Regions from separate parts of the Homo sapiens genome. Here region 1 is linked to region 2. A link is an interaction called in ENCODE POLR2A ChIA-PET data of the cell type or tissue named here. Cell type or tissue: CD4-positive, alpha-beta T cell. All regions are shown on one strand.

Evidence for each region. Peaks named below come from ENCODE experiments on the same cell type or tissue, not always from the same donor. Only the 100,000 strongest peaks of a DNase experiment are listed, where the experiment ranks them.
Region 1: POLR2A ChIA-PET joins it to region 2 with 10 read pairs; 13 of 35 experiments call an interaction of 5 or more read pairs at or near these places.

What each region holds. Positions count from the first base shown.
Region 1 is chr1:160,996,094-160,998,593 of GRCh38, forward strand. F11R (F11 receptor) reads right to left here. Exons shown (of 10, transcript NM_016946.6): 10 at 1-2,500. Among named protein-coding and RNA genes, the nearest start is that of F11R, 24 kb to the right of the region's middle. In CD4-positive, alpha-beta T cell, a CTCF peak has its summit at 1,415 (motif pointing right); a DNase peak (open chromatin) is centred at 1,398.
Region 2 is chr1:161,067,265-161,069,764 of GRCh38, forward strand. It overlaps ARHGAP30 (Rho GTPase activating protein 30), which reads right to left. Exons shown (of 12, transcript NM_001025598.2): 1 at 2,264-2,500. The coding sequence starts at 2,360. Among named protein-coding and RNA genes, the nearest start is that of ARHGAP30, 1.4 kb to the right of the region's middle. RefSeq lists an enhancer at 1,920-2,466 and a silencer at 2,363-2,500. In CD4-positive, alpha-beta T cell, no CTCF peak of the experiment used is centred here; a DNase peak (open chromatin) is centred at 1,217; H3K4me3 peaks cover 2,500 bases; H3K27ac peaks cover 2,500 bases.

The DNA of each region.
Region 1 (2,500 bases), 71 kb before region 2:
TAATCTCTTAATTAACAAGACTATCAGGAATATTTTGAATGTCCAATCACTCTAGGAGTCCCAATTCTCTTAAGGTAAGAACTTCAGGATTTAAACAAACTCAATGTGAAAATAAACATTTATTATAAAAATTAGTTTTGACATTTTAAAGTGAATGCAGACAAGGTGTTTTCCAGTTCAAAAGGTCCATTGTAAGCTAGAGAAGTAAATTCCAAGGCTGGCAATAACTGACTCATATTCTTCACAAGTGGCCTAGACAATAAGGAACCATTCACCTCAAATTCACAGAGCCATGAATCACCTCTGCTTCCCCATGACCTTTTCCATATCCTTCCTACTCTGTCTTCCAACCATGACACAGAACTGAAACATACTTTAAAAATCTCATCCTTGGCTAGGCACGGTGGCTCACATCTGTAATCCCATCACTTTGGGAGGCCAAGGCAGGCGGATCAAGAGGTCAGGAGTTTGAGACCAGCCCGACCAACATGGTGAAACCCTGTCTCTACTAAAAACACAAAAATTAGCCAGGCATGGTGGCACGCACCCGTAATCCCAGCTACTCAGGAGACTGAGGCAGGAGAATGGCTTGAACCCGGGAGGCGGAGGTTACAGTGAGCCAAGATCATACCACTGCACTCCAGCCTGGGTGACAGAGCGAGACTCCGTCTTTAAAAAAACAAAACAAAACAAAACAAAAAACAACAAACTCATCTTTACTGAACCATTTCATAAGCTCTACTTTATTTGTCTAGTTGGATTTCATTTCTTCTGGAAAATTTATTGTTTATTGGCATGTGACCCTTGACTGATGGCTTCATTAGCATTTTGTTTTTCTTTTTGGATCCTTAATAGAAAACTCAATTCTGTTAGGGATTTCCAAATAGGATAGGGCAAAGTCGCACTTAGTATATCCTCCACAGAAAGAAAGAAGCAAAATCAAGCCAAGAGGGCCCTTTACTTGTCCTCTTGCTAAGTTAATAAATAGACTGGTGGATGGTGGTAGATGGAGAAACAAAAATGTAAGGGCAGAGAAGGGTCCAAATGGGGAGGAAGAAAGCAATGACAGCCAGGCTGTCCGGCTCATTCCTGTTCATTCACATGCAGACCACCCATGATCTGGTCTTCAAATTTCTTCTGAATTCCACCCCACTAAATACAGTAGCAGTTACTACTTTAAACTACTACTAAAGCACTTGTTCTCCAAATGACCTGAGAAATCCCCTTGCCTCAGCTCTGGGACAGTAGTTCCTACAGCTGTAGGGAGGTCTGTTAATGCACCTGGCTGAACAGGAGGTACAAGAGTAAGTACCTTCTCTCACTTGGTGGAACAGGCCAAGGAGATCCCCCAAGTACAGCATCAGCTTCACCCTGTGTACCTTCCTCCAGCAAAGGAAGGCCTGGCCACAAGAGGGCTCTGGAATGAAGGCCTGAAATTCAGAAGCTCTGCCTTGAGATAAGAACCAGGAAGGGGCAGGACCAGGCACTGGGAACCAGCCCCAGGTTGCTGGGAAGCAAGGCTTTGAGGCATTTTCCTGTTGTACAAAGGAGCCTAGGAACCCTCAAAGACCTTTTCCCCTACTTACTTCCCACAAAAAAGAGCCTTGACAAACCAAGGTTTTATTTCCAGCAACATTCAGCTGATACAAACACATAGAAATACAATCTCACCAAAGAGCTAAGAAGCCCTCCAACACACGCCCAATTTCAGCATACAGCTAAGACTACACAACACACACACAAGCTCAACAAAGAGCTAAGACCACTACACACATCTCCACAGCACCACAGGCACATCTCAAAAGGGTCTGTCCAGTAGTTCCAGCCAAGGGAAGGGTGATGGCCTAAGCCACCAGCTCCAGCTTTCTTTTCTTTCTTTTTTTTTTTGAGCTGGAGTTTTGCTCTTGTTGCCAGGCTCCTGAGCAGCTGGGATTACAGGCATGCACCACTATGCCTGGCTAACTTTGTATTTTTAGTAGGGTTTCTCCATGTTGGTCAGGCTGATCTTGAACTCCTGACCTCAGGTGATCCGCCTGCCTCAGCCTCTGGGATTATAGGCGTGAGCCACTGCGCCCAGCCTCCAGTTTTCTTTTCTTTAGAGCAGCGGTTTTAAATCCTTTTGGCTTCAAGTTCTCTGAAAATTTACTATGCTCTCCACAACAAGAGCTCCCATTTTCCACAGACACAGTCAATGTCAGTCAGCTTGTATTCAGGAGGACAGGGCAGAGGGATCCCAGTGGCACTTCCCATGGGAAGACAGAAGAGAGTGGGCCCCAGAGATGGAAGGACCCCAGTGTCATCACCAAACAACCATTTCAGCCGCTCTAGCCTCTAATTCCCGCTCTAGAACAGCTGGCCCTGGTCGTCAGTACACAAGGAAAGAGCCCAGAACCAAGCTCAAGATACCTATTCAAAGATCCCTGCCAGCCAGGTGGGCAGTTGAGTGCAGATTCCTGCGACCCCCGCCATTTTTGCTGTCTACTTAGAAGGGAAGTCAATG
Region 2 (2,500 bases):
CCTGAGAATTAGAAACCTGAACAATCGGCCAGGTGCGGTGGCTCACGCCTGTAATCCCAGCACTTTGGGAGGCCGAGGCGGGTGGATCATGAGGTCAGTGTTCGAGACCAGCCTGGCCAACATGGTGAAACCCTGTCTCTACTAAAAATACAAAAATTAGCTGGGTGTGGTGGTGCCTGCCTGTAATCCCAGCTACTCTGGAGGCTGAGGCAGGAGAACTGCTTGAACCTGGGAGGCAGAGGTTGCAGTGAGCCGAGATCACCCCACTACACTCCAGCCTGGGACAGAGCAAGACTCCATCTCAAAAAAGAAAGAAAGAAAGAAAGAAAGAAACCTGAACAATCTATCAAAGATTAGGAAAAGAAAGAATTCAGTATATACAGGGCTTAAGGAAGGAAGAGACCCATGTGGGGGCAAAGAGCTGGAGAGAGGGCTGAGATGGAGCAAGGCTGTGGGGATGGGGGAGACCAACGTGATCAGGGAGGATAAATTAAGCGAAAACAAAGATCTCTCTGCTCTCATTTTTTTGTGGATGTTGGATTAAAGAGAGGAACCATCACCAGCCTCTCTCTGTCCTTCCTTCCACTTTCCACCTCTCTGTACCAGGAAGACCTGAGGGATAGGGAAGGAGCCACCACTGCTACTCTGGTGCCCAAGATCAACCCACCCTTGGGTTCTGTGAGGTTCTGGTCTCCTGCTCTCGGATTCACCTAGGATCAGGATTCAGCAATCAGATCTGTCTGTCCCCTCTAGAGAGTGTGCCCCTTCCCTGCTAGGAATCCAGGAAGAGGCCGGGAGGGTTATAGGAGCAGGGTCTGGGCTGGCTGTGGGTTCAGTGTTTCAAGATAAAATTGGTTGGTGGACCACAAAAAAGGGCAGTACCAGGAAAGGCTGAACTGAGGGTTTGCATTGAGCTGGGAGGAGCACATCATCCCCAATTAAATCTCATAATCCTTGGCTAAGAATCATAGCTCTTGAGAGGAGTCCCTTAGAAAGGAGTAAGCCCTGCACTGATGGCTGTGCCACCTCCACTCTGCCCAGTGAGAAGAGGAAGGCTCAAATAAGCTCGCTTCAGCTGTTTAACACTCTTCCTTGGGGTCTGGGCTTTCCCTTAACCAAGGGCAATGGGGATAGGGGTCCTCTCACTGGAGGAGAAAAGGGGAAGGAGGTGTCTGGGGACGCAGGGGCGGGGCTAAGAGCAGGAAATGATCTGGGAACCACCATCACCCTCCCTCCGCTGCAAGCACCACAGCCCAGAGCAGAGGAGGGGACAAAGAGGAAATGACAGATTGGGGTGGGGTGGAATGGGGTGGAGTGGGGAAAGAATTATGCCTTTCTCTAGGAGGAGCTTGAAGTGCCAAAAACAAGCTGGGCTGGGCAGCCAGGGTGCCTGGGTTCAATTTCAAATTGAATCAAGAAATGATTTTGAGTGGCTGCTCCATGCCAGGCCCCGTTGTGAACCTGATATTGTCCCTGGTCCTTCTGGCTTCAAAGCCCACTCTAAGGTAACCCAGGGAGGGAGCTGGGTGAGCTCCACAGACAGCTCCACACCCACCCTCCTTTGCACCCTCCACCTCCAGCTTCAAGCCAGGCCTCACACCCTCTCTTTCATTCTTCCCCATTTCAGCAGCTTCTCCCCTTGCCCCCCACTTTGAACCTGTTTCTCTTTTGCACAGGGACAACAAGAGAATCACAAAGACTAGGGGCAGAGGTTGTTTCCAGCCCGACATCATCCCCTGCGGCCCAGCAAGGCTGCAGTGGGAACAGAGCCCATGACCTTGTCCTTGGGTGTTCTCCAGCCAGGAAACCACCCGCCTCAAGGGCCATCTTGAGACCCTTCTGGGGCCATTTCCCTGTCTCCTTTCATTCAGACCTAAGGATAATCATTTCCCCTTCAGCCACTCCTCTCCTGACCCTGTCGCCTCACCCTCCCTCTCCTGTTCCCAGTCACCTGCCCGCTGTTTCATCCACTCCTCCTCGGTTTCCAGTCTCTCCATCCTCCCCCTCACTGCTACCTGGGTACTCACATTCTCATCCCCTCAGCCACCCCATCCCCAGAAAGTTACACAAGGGAGCCGCCCTGCCTTCTTCACTGAGCCACATTTCCTGTCTTGCCCACTTACAGTTCTCTTGAATGGTGACCCCAGGCCACTGCCCCTTCCCCAGGAGCACCGGAAACTGCTTCTGCCCTTCAGGCTGGATCGGGCTGCAGATGCCCAGTGCCTCCCCACCCACCCTGCAGAAGCTGAGCCGGCCTCCTTACCCTCCTGGCCTGAGTGCTGCAGGTGCTCCTGCAAGTCGCACCCAAAAACCCGCTCCTTTGCGCTGCCCTTCTTCTTTCCTTTCTGCCGAGACTTCATGGCCAGAGCCCCAGGGCACTGGCCCGGTCACCTCTATCCCCCAAGACCTGTGCCCTACCAGTCCCCCATGGGATCCCAGCCAGCTGCTGGGCTTGGCCCGGCCCCAGGGGGGCAGGGCTCCCAATTGGGGGTGGAGGGTG